Linked DNA regions of Homo sapiens: region 2 is linked to region 1. A link is an interaction called in ENCODE POLR2A ChIA-PET data of the cell type or tissue named here. Cell type or tissue: PC-3. All regions are shown on one strand. Each heading gives the region's core, and the rest is flanking DNA. Links, peaks and the distances in the headings are about the cores only.

Region 1 (5,824 bases), core at 334-5,333:
ATAGCTGGACTAGGAGTTATACTCTAGGAACTTTTAGAATTATACTTTATCTACAGTCATACACTGTAGAATAAATCAAAGCTTGGAGTTTTTGTTTTTCTTTTCTTTTGATACATCTTACAAATTCAGAAGATTTTGGTATTTTGTTTTATATTTTATTTTGCTCTTCATTTTAAATAGTGCATAAATAAAAAATAGAGGCTGTCAGTGAAATCACATGATAAATAGAATCAGAATCTTTGAGCTAAAAGTTACTTAGGAAATCTCCTAGTCTAAATGTTATCTAGCTCAGGCATCTTGTACCTACTATTCCAATCGTTTGCACTGTGCTTGAACACTTTCAGAGATAAGGAGTACTGTTTGAGATAGGTGAGGAGTTTGGTAAGCCTTTTAAAGGATGGTGATATTAAAAGGCAGCATAGTGTAAACTAGAGAGTGAGATTCTGTTCCTCATTAATACCCAATCAGAGGATTGTTGTAAGAATTCAATTTTATAATATATATTCTAGTTTCTATAGATTGTAAATCTCAACATTAATATTTCTCCTATTTCAACACTATAATTGTCAAATTGGGGGGTGTGTGGATAAGGAGAAGGAGCAAGATAACACTTTTTAGCTCAATTTTTGTCTTAGTCTATAACAATATACCATAGACTGGGTGGCTTATATACAACAGAAATGTATTTCTCACAGATCTGGAGGCTGGGAAGTCTAAGATCAAGGCTCCAGCAGATTTGGTGTCTGGTGAGGGCCTGCTTGCTTCCTCATACATAGCTGTCTTCTCACTGTAACCTCACGTGGTGGAAGGGGCAAGAGATCTCTCTGGGATCTCTTTTATAAGAGCACTAATCCCATTCATGAGGGCTTCCTCGTGACCTAATCACTTCTCAAAGGCCCCACCTCCTTATACTAACCTTGGGGTTAGGACTTCAACATATGAATTTTGGTGGGACATAAACATTCAGTCCATTGCAGTTTTTTTTAAGGGACTTGACAGACTTTCTTTTGACCTCTTCAGAGATGAGATTAGGAGGACAGAATGAGATTTATCCCCATGATAAAGTTTATCTTTTGAGAACAAAATACATTGTTAATTTGGAGAGGTTTAAGAATGTGGCATGAAAATTTAAGTTAGAGGAGTGGCTTTAAATTTTCTTTAAGGCCTTTCTGAAAGTGCCATGATTTGTGACTTAAGTAGCCAGGCCTTTCTGTATTTATAATTTGGGCATTCAAGAACTAAGTACCATAGATAGTAATTTTCACTATCAGGACATAGGAGTCTTTGGATCTTACTTGGCTTAGGGCGAGGCAGCTTCTTTCTTCTGCAGTTAGATAGGACAAACTCTACCCCCATTTTAAACGAGGTGCTTAAATAAGACCTGGATTCATGGAATGTGCCTCTTTAGTAAAGAGGAAGTTAGGAGTCCTAAGAACTGACCTCTCTTCCTAGGACTACCTATATGCAGAAGCAGAATTGTCCTCTCCCTGTCTCTTATCATCCCAAGCTCTGTCGGAAAGCGAAAAGGGGAGGCTTCTAGTCCCTGAAACCTTAAAGTAGAAGGTGAACAATTTGGTGAAGCTAATAATAATACTTGTGGATACTTGGGTTAACCAGAGAATTATGGCATACTGTGCCTGGGAGTGGAGACATAGGAACTCCGGGAGGCAGGAGAGGAACACAACATGGAAAGTATGAAAGTACTCAAGACAGCCTTTTTCTTCACTGTCTTCCCTTCCTCACATGGCAGAAAAAACCTCTCCAAAGGAAGCAACACTTCCCCACTCTATTCCCAAAATCCCATGTGTCCTTGTTGACTGGTGAAAACCTAGCATATAGTGCTGGAAGGAACACCGGGTTGGAGTTTGAAGGCATGGATTCTAGTGTATTTGTTATCTGTTGGACTTTGGGAACCTAACCTAACTTTTTACCTCATTGTGGAAGTGAGGATGATGGTACTTATACTGACTATCTGATATATCCATCATAGTTAATGTAATGATCAAATAGTATTAGATATATGAGCTAAAGTATCTTACATAATATGTTATTATATATAATAATAATTATTAAACTTGTCTTTTAACTCTTTAAAATTCTACCATAACTGCCACTTGATTCTCTGCCCTGCCTTGCCTGGAGTGCTTAGGAATGGGATAGGGAGAGATGAGTCAGCTCCTGTCATCCATGGCATCAACCTTCTGTCTCTTGGGAACCAGATCTACAGATGTTCCCTTCTTCTTGGACCTGTTCCCAGACCTCATTTAAAGAGCTCTTTCCCATCTCTTCATGGCTGATTTCTCAGGGACATACAGAGGAACCAGTGGAAGCTGGCTTTGATGTGAGAGGTGTATACTCACACCTATTACATTCACCTTAGGATAAGTAGGTCAGAACCATTTCCTCACTTTGATTATTCAGTTGCAGAGAAAGGGAGATTTTTTTCTCCACCCCCATGATATTTCAGAGTCATTTGGCTAGTTGAGTTTTTTTTTTTTTTTTAAGGGACAGGGTCTTGCTTTGTTACCCACGCTGGCCTCAAACTCCTGGGCTCAAATAATCCTCCCATCTCAGCCTTCTGAGTAGCTGGGACTACAGGTATGTGTCACCTTGCCTGGCTGAGGTTTTTTCCATTGACAGTGATTTAACCATTGATGACTAGACTGATAAGACTGAAGTCTTGAATACAGACCCAGTTAAGTTTACTTTAGGTGCATTTTAACAGTGGTACGATTTAAGATAGAACCAATTTATGAAAATTTTTTTTTTTTTTTTGAGACGGAGTCTCACTCTGTTGCCCAGGCTGGAGTGCAGTGGTAACATGTCGGCTCACAGCAACCTCTGTCTCCTGGGTTCAAGCAATTCTCCTGCCTCAGCCTCCAAAGTAGCTGGGATTACAGGCACCCACCACCACACCCAGCTAATTTTTGTTTTTGCTTTGTTTTGTTTTGTTTTTTTGAGACGGAGTCTTGCTCTGTCACCCAGGCTGGAGTCCAGTGGTACGGTCTTAGCTCACTGCAACCTCTGTCTCCCGGATTCAAGCGATTCTCCTGCCTCAGCCTCCCGAGTAGCTGGGATTACAGGCACCTGCCACTACACCTGGCTAATTTTTGTATTTTTAGTAGAGATGGGGTTTCACCGTCTTGAACTCCTGAACTCGTGATCCACCCACCTCGGCCTCCCAAAGTGCTGGGATTACAGGCGTAAGCCATTGTGCCCGGCCTAATTTTTGTATTTTTTAGTAGAGAAAAGGTTTCACCATGTTGGTCTCGATCTCCTGACCTCATGATCCACCCACCTTGGCCTCCCAAAGTGCTGGGATTACAGGCATGAGCCACCGCGCCTGGCAGAAAGTCTTTGGGATAACTCTTTAATGTCTTTATATCTTAATGATCAGTATGAGTATAGTAAGAAATAACCTACCAGTTTTAGATTTCTTGCATGTTTAGAAATAACTGACAGAGGGCTGAGGTGGGCAGATTACGAGGTCAGGAGATCGAGACCATCCTGGGTAACAACCTGAAACCCCGTCTCTACTAAAAATACAAAAAATTAGCCTGGTGTGGTGGTGGGAGCCTGTAATCCCAGCTACTGGGGAGGCTGAGGCAGGAGAATTGCTTGAATCCGGGAGCTGGAGTTTGCAGTGAGCTGAGATTGCGCCATTGTCCTCCATCTTGGGCGACAGTGCGAGACTCCATCTCAAAAAAAAAAAAAAAAAAAAAAGAGAAAAGAAATAACTGACAGAGGTACACAGTTTCCGGGATGGTACTGGAACATCTGTTTCAAAAGCATTTTTGAAAGATTTCAACATATGGTAACTTTGGGTTTAGTTTCTTTAAGTGGATATTCCTGAGGTCATAAAAATTGGCATAATGGTATCTGTGTGCATGTGTGTGTGTGTGGTATTCATACACATACATGTGAAACTCATATAATAAATTTGGAGTTATATTTTTATTTTATAGAGTTTTTTTATGTAAAATAGTCTTACCTTAATGTTGATAAAGGTAGAGGGATTTCTTAAACCTTACTTTTTGGTTCTAGCTAGGAGTACTTATAATTAAGTCTTAGATTTTCCTAAGGACAAACTGGTCTTTCAGTGTTGTTTTCTCAGTTTCAGTAATGATGTGTCTGTCTTGTGATGAAGCACATTATAATACTTTAGACTTGTCACAGTTGTAAAGAATTTGATTAGATTTTGCAGAAAATAGAATTTATCCCAGGTGAGTTGTCGCATGGGAACCAGCATGGGAAGAAGATGGTAGGAGCAAATAGGTCAAGCACTGCTTTAGTAGTTAGAGTTGGGGGTCAGTCTCTTTTGGGGAAGTGAAAGTAGGGCTGATTAATTGGCCTGCTTCTTGGTAACTGAACCAATGTGTCATTGCAACAGAAAGGGAAAAGTAGAAAACCATCATGAATTTTATGCTTATATTTATGATTTTTTCATAGAATTGTAGATATATAATGCTCAGACTACTTTTAAAAATCCTATTATATGTCAAGCAGTTGTGCTAGCCTAGGGGGTACAAAAATGTAAAGACACAATTGTCTTCTTCAGGGAGATCTGACCATCCAATGAGAGAGGAAAACATGAAAAATAATTACAAGACTGTGTAAGAGATGCTAAAATTGAAATAGATAGCACAAGGTATGGAGAATGCATAAAGTAAGGGGATAATCTGATCTTTCTGAGGTATCAGAGAGAACCTTACAGAGCAGCACATGAACTGGCTCTTGAAAGATGAACTGAGTTGGCCTGAAGGACAAAATGATACTATTCTAGGCTGAGAGAACAGCTTGCAAAGACATGAGACGACATGACACGTTGGGGAATACTTGGAAAGAAAAGAAGGAAGGTTAAGAAATAAACCTGAAAAAGAAAATGGACTAGCTCATAAAGGGCTTTCTATGCCTGTTCCTTCAGTGGTTCAGCAATCAATTATGAGATATTGTGAACAGATTTATTGATTAGATGGATTGGAAGGGGTGAACCAAAAGGCATACTGCTGAGTGAGCATTCTGTTGAGCAATTTAGGTGGAAAACAGTGTAGTGGCAGAGTGGTCCAGAATAGGATGGATCATAAGAGGCAGAACCAATGGGATTGGTGGAGGGCAAGGCTGTAGGAGATGACTCCCGAGTTTTTCCTTGGTTGTTTGCATGGGTAGTGGTGTCATTCACTCAAATAGCAATTATAAAAGGAAATTCACTCAAGTAAGAGTGTCATTCACTCAAATAGGAATTTTAAAAGGAAATTAACATTGGAGCTGGGCTGGGCTGTATAATCAGGTTAGTCTGGGTGTATTGATTTTGAGGTGCCTGTTGAACATCTGAAGTACCAGAGAGCCTTGTGAATTGTGAACTTAGAGGTAGAAGTGGGCTTGGGTAAAGTAGTGTGTGCAGAATGAGAGGGAAAGAGGACTAATAAAGGATGGCTTTTCCTTTTTTTTAATGAGAAATGTCACCTTTTAGGGTTCATTAGCAGAAGAAGGGCACATAAAAGTAACTGAGAAGGAACCAGAGGAAAGCCAGGAGAGAGTGGTACCAAAAATTAAGGAAAGAAGAGAGAAGAGAGTTAAGAATATATGTTAATATGTGTTTGTAGAGTGATGGTTTTATGTGGAGATCTTATGTTTCCAATGTATAATAATCTATAATTTTAGTTGTAATATCTAGTTTTAGTTGTAAAGTTTATAAATATTAAATTTATTTCATATTTGTACAAACCATGTATGTATCTGCCTGTATGTAAGCCCAACTTACAAACATACTATAGATTTATTCTATGATTATAACTATTATTACTATATAATAGACCAGAAAGAT
Region 2 (5,824 bases), core at 550-5,549, 220 kb after region 1:
GAACAATTGTTGCTTGTTATTGAATTCAGTAGCTGGTAATGAGGTGAAGGATGTAGACAAAGCCTTTCCTTAAAGAATAGCAGGGTTGGGATGGTGTGGTATACATCCGCTTCCTCCCCTTGCACTGTTCTTGTTACTTAGACGGTTCAATGCATGCTTTTTAAAAACAAAACTGACACATTTGTAAAAGCTAATGAACGTATAAGATAATAAATTGGTTATACACAAATAAGGCCTAGAATGCACACATCTTATTACTGGAATTCAATATCATCGTGGCCAAGAAAACTGAGAACGGGGCTAAGATCAGCCCAGGGCCTTTTTAGGACATCTGATGTGGCAGTAGGGTTGATGTGTCATGTCCTGCTTTTGTCCAATAGGTCATTGCCTGTGAGCAGCAGTATGACTCTTCCTATGACGCTCGCTGTGACGTCTGGTCCTTGGGGATCACAGCTATTGAACTGGGGGATGGAGACCCTCCCCTCTTTGACATGCATCCTGTGAAAACACTCTTTAAGATTCCAAGGTAAGACACAAGATGGCGCTCTTGACTCATTAGTTCTTTGTGAAAGCGTCTGGTTAGAGGGATAATAAATAGTTTGCAAGCAATTTCTCTCCAAACCTGACAAAGCCTGATTGTGAAATATATTTTCTTTGAAAAAGCAAGGGGGGCTGGGGGGGACAGAGAAGAGGATGTTCCTGAAAGATAACATACCCCAAGGAATAATAAGACCATGTTGGAACAATTGCCTATTTTTAGCACTCAGCTTTTTCTGAGATACTCATTTTTTGTACTTTGCACGATAAGACTACGAATGGAATTGTGGATTAAGTAATCTGTCTAAATGCTAGTGTTTTCTTTTTAATTACATACTTTCTCTAGTATTCAGTGAAAACATATGTATATCATATTGCTGTATTCACTCAGACTAGCATTGAAATGTATCAGAAAATGTTACATCAGCGCTATATCTTACTCTCCATCCCTTAATTTCCGTCTCAGTGGAAAATTGTGCGGAAAGAGGTCTGTTTGGAGAGCATTTAAATGCAAGTATACTTTCTATTCTGTGTATTCATTAGTGGTTTGTACAAGAGGTTGGGTTGCCTTTCATTGGAATCGGGCTGATGTATGGCCAGCTCACGGCTCTAGTTATGGAATATGAAGCTATCCAGGGACTCCTTCCCAACCAGGGTGCAGATTGAGAGATAATTTGTACCTTCCATATGTCTCTTTCAAAGGAAGGCTCTGGGCAGGCTGGGAGCCATTTAACTGCCTTAACAATACAAATGTTGACCTTTCCTTATCTGCACAATCACACAGCTATCACAGCCTTTAAAAATTTCTCCTGATTGCAATTTGCATTTCTGATTAGGTCTATTTATATGCAGATGAGGCTCTCTGATGTTCATCATCATAATTTTATCATTTTATACCTAATCCAGATGTGAACAACCACCAACCACTATTCCAAAAATGATTCCCACCCAAGCCAGAGTTAGTCTTTTTGCCTTTTTCGAATCACAAAAACAGGTCACAGCGATTAGAGGAGCAGACGAAGCACCTGGCTTTTTAAATTAATAGTCTGGTGAACATTCAAAAGGATATAAGAATGCAGGAGCTAAAAGCTGCATTGTGTATAGTAATAAGTCAGAAAATGGGAAATGGTGTCTGGAATGATTTGTGTGTGTGCTTTGATTTTTTTTTACAAATGGTTTACCCCTCACCATTTATTTAATGTGGCAACATAATTTCCTGAATATCAGGATTAAGGTGTAGCTTCTCTTTAGCAAAATAATATGTACTTTTGATAAGAGATCATCTATATTTTTTTCCTTTCTTGTTATGTATTTGTATACAGACCAGGTGTTCAAAAATTTCTTAAGGTGATAAATGTGAGGCAGCAAAGAGTGTGTGTTTTTGGCGGGGGGGAGGGGGGTGTATATGTTTAAATAGACCCTTCCACTCTATTGACTCCACTTAGCTTGCTTCTGTGCCCAGCCAAGCTTCTTCTAATAATCTCATATTCTCTCACCACTCATCTCTTCCATCTTGGGAGAAGCCTCCAGATCTCCAGATGTGGAATACGAGTAACTAAGTCTCTACTGCCTGCCTCGGGACAGAGTGGATCCCAAGAATTGGGCAATTGTTAGAAAAGGATCCTTATCCCAACTTAGTTTAAGGCTTTGTTTCTCTCCCCCTAGTGTAACCTCCTGCCCTTTTAATGTCTCTTGGTTCCTGTGCAAATGATGAATCAGATTGAACTAGGCAATGTCAGCAATAATCAGTCAGCAGATTCTCAGTGTGATTATGTGTGCTCATGTGTGTTCAACACTTGCCATTGTCACAACCTTAATGGCTGACGTGACATTCTTGGACAAGAATGATAAGAGGTTTTATTTTATTTTATTTTAAATCTTAGCATATTTACGTACATTGTACAGCTTTTTTCTTCCCCAAACCAGGAAAAATATGTTGGGTTTATATTCACCAAGTTATTTACTTTAAAATTACTCTGTCAATTAGAATTGCACAGTTCTCTTTGAAGGGTTATGGATTGACCAAATGTGTGCATCCTGTGTGAGTGCTACTTAATTTCTAGTGCTAAAAATGTATCCTTTCCCCAGAAAAGCTCTTTGATGAAAAGTACAGAAATTAAGCATTTATGTATTTTAAAAAGGCATTCAAATTATTTACCTGTGTGTTTCATTGGAATCGATCTCAGTTCAGTGCCTGTCTGTCTGTCTGTCTCTCTTTCTCTCTCTCTCTCTCTCCGCCCCCTCAGTGGAGAAAAGCAAATGAAAAATAATGACAAAAATCCTTTGAATCCATTTGGCTTCAGAATTAATTTTTTTTCTATTTGAATGTGACTATTTTCAGTGCTTTGGAATTCTTGTCAGTGAAACAATGAAATCCTTTTCAGGGTATGTTGGGATCCAGAATACTGCGTGTGGCTTCTTCCTCTGGCTTTCCTCACTGACCTTTTCCCGGCAACCCTTTCTTTACTGGAAATAAATTGAGTAAATTACCCAGTAAGGGAAGAAAATAAAACCTTGATGGAGTCAGGGAAGAAGTGACTTTCACAAGTTAAAAAAAGATTTATGAGTTAATGAAGTGCTGGTTACCTGTGAGCCTCAGATGTCAATAAAACAGGTAATTAGGAAGGTTCCCTGGGTATTGTCAGGAAATAGGTGGCAACTTGCCTTGATGTGGTTGATTTGCCTGTACATGGGTCTCCTTGCTTTTCCCTTTTCTTCCTTTATCCACCTTCTCCTTTCTCTTGACCTTCACATTAGAAGATCACACACAGGGTCATCGTGACCTGCTTTGAAATACTGCGTGACTCACAATCTTTCCCACTTTGCAAACACACAGAAATTACCTGCTGATTGGCAGAGCATCCACTATTTGCTGAACCTGTCAGCATGTGTCATCTCGTCTAACGCCTTTGCTCCAAAAAAGTCACCCCTCTCTGACTGTCACTGCTCTGTCTGCTGCTATTTTTCCCCAGGAGTTATAAGAGAGCAAATGAGTGAATATCATTTCTCTCAACATCAGTGGATTCAACTGTCTCTCATGACTCTTTACTGAGGACTTCTTTAAAATTCCAAAGGCTTAAAAGGATCTTGAAGATGACCTGGATATATTTTTCCCTTAAAAAGAGATCCGTTTCATAGATATAATTGCAAGAATCAATAGAGTTAGTGGAAATATACAATTATGTTGGTCTCTTGACAAGCAGGTATCTTTCCTTAGCTTTGAGTCTTTGGCTAATGACCCCCTTGACTTCCATAGAGGGGAGTGAGGAAGGCTGTGGGCATCAGTGTGGGTGGGTTCACTGGTCAGTCACTGACAGCTGCATCATCTGCCCATTTATTTGGGGCCAGGTATGAGCTGACTCTGTCCATTGTCTCATCACACATTGAATATTTCCACTTTATTCCTTGTGGAAAAATGCAGAATGTTTTCAGGATTCTCAGCAGAAATGTCTTTGGCTGGAAATGGACAGCACAGGCTGGCCTGAACATTCCAGTCCCTGAAGCTGGTGATTATCCCTTCCTAAAGAGAATTTCCCTGCAGTACACAATTCAAAAAAAGGACAGCTCATGATCATCACCAATTTGCATTTCGGCTTGTTTCCCTCACTAAATCTAGGTTGTTCCAAAGTCACCTGGACCCAGCTGTATTTGTTTCTTAGGGCTGCTACAGCGAATGACCACAAACTCGGTGGATTAAAGCAACAGACATTTATTCTCTCACAGTTCTGGAGGTCAGAAGCCCCACATCAGCGGGTCAGCAGGGCCACACTCCCTTTGAAGACTCTAAGTAAGAATCCGTCTTTGCCTCTGCCAGCTTCTGGTGGCTCCAGCTTTTCCTTGGCTTGTGGCAGTATGATTCCAATCTCTGGCTTCGTTTTCACATGGCCGCCTTTCCCACGTCTTTGGGTCTTCTTTTCTGGTCTCATATAAGGACATAGACTTAGGGCTTATCCTAATTCAGGATAATTTCATCTGGGGATCCTTGCCTTAATTACATCTGCAAAAATTCTTATTCCAAATGAGGTCGCATTCTCAGGTTCTGAGTAGACATATCTTTTGGGGTTCACAATTTAACCCTTTATACCAACCAACTTTTATGTTTACCACATTCCCTGAGAAACTAATTTGCGGGCAAGATACAAGACAATTAGCTCAATGATCATGGAAAAATAATAGCTGCTAAGATCTGTCAAGTGCTAACTGTGGGGCAGGTACAGTGTTCTGTGTTTTAGAAACAGAAATGCATTTAATCCCCACAGCAACTCTGTGAAGTAAGTACTGTTACCACTATTTTTTCCAGATGAGAAAACTCAAGGATGTTAGGCAGGCTTGCTTCCCTCCTTTTCAGGGAGGAAAAATGATTTGAATCTGAGAAGTTTGACTCTAAAGCCCACATGTTTTGCTACTACATTGAAAAGTTAAAGCCCTTCCTTAAATTATATTATGTGTTGATGAATTACATATGTTGAGCACTGAGGGGACTGGGGTATATGGAAATGAATAGAAAGTGGTCCTGCCCTTTAAGAAGCTTACAGTCCAATATCTTTCCTCCTCCCAATTTTAAGCTGACATTATCAACCTGAAAGTTAGAATATTATTAGCATCATGACTGAATCAGCCAAGAAACGGAAGAACAGAAATCAAGAGTGTTGTCTTAGGTGAACATAGGCTGTCTCTGGCTCATTGATTTATGACCCGCAAACCAGAAATCTCTCCCTTCTCCAAACTCCCCTTAAAGGAACTGCTTTTTAGTTCCTAATTTAGAACACTTAAGGCAAGTTTTTAAACTAAAGAATTGTGGAATACATGTTACATAAAAGTAGAAAAATACTTCAGGATATCTTATTCTCACCCAGAAGTTTCTGTCTTATCTCACCTTCCTTGCAAAGTTGTATCTCCCGTGTCAGGGCTATTTCTAGTATAGCCAACACCTTCTCTCCCTTTGCCTTTCTCTTATTTTTTCTCTTCCCTTTTATTTATTTGTTTTTTTTTTTAGTAGGAAAAGCTCATTCTTGGTCTTGAGGAAAATGGAAATCTGTTTCTGGCATGCTAAGTTGGAACACACTTTCTCATGAAAGCAGTATTTTCAATGGTTATTTAGGAGGAAGCAATAGAATAGCTGAAGTTCTCTACTTTGGATGCATTATTAGATTTTTGTGGCTAAATAGAGCTGTATGACCTAGTCTAAGGACTTAGGCTTCCTCTAGAGCTTTATACTTATGGAAAAAGAAAATGCTTTCCAAGTTCGAAACTACCAGTTTACAAAAGAGCTTTGGAGCACAATCCA

Evidence for each region. Peaks named below come from ENCODE experiments on the same cell type or tissue, not always from the same donor. Only the 100,000 strongest peaks of a DNase experiment are listed, where the experiment ranks them.
Region 2: POLR2A ChIA-PET joins it to region 1 with 12 read pairs; 2 of 35 experiments call an interaction of 5 or more read pairs at or near these places.

What each region holds. Positions count from the first base shown.
Region 1 is chr2:170,020,653-170,026,476 of GRCh38, forward strand. All of the region lies in intron 30 of UBR3 (ubiquitin protein ligase E3 component n-recognin 3), which reads left to right. Among named protein-coding and RNA genes, the nearest start is that of MYO3B, 150 kb to the right of the region's middle. In PC-3, for the core only: no CTCF peak of the experiment used is centred there; a DNase peak (open chromatin) is centred at 2,219.
Region 2 is chr2:170,235,611-170,241,434 of GRCh38, forward strand. MYO3B (myosin IIIB) reads left to right here. Exons shown (of 35, transcript NM_138995.5): 7 at 381-526. Among named protein-coding and RNA genes, the nearest start is that of MYO3B, 60 kb to the left of the region's middle. RefSeq lists a silencer at 2,109-2,403. In PC-3, for the core only: no CTCF peak of the experiment used is centred there; a DNase peak (open chromatin) is centred at 3,401.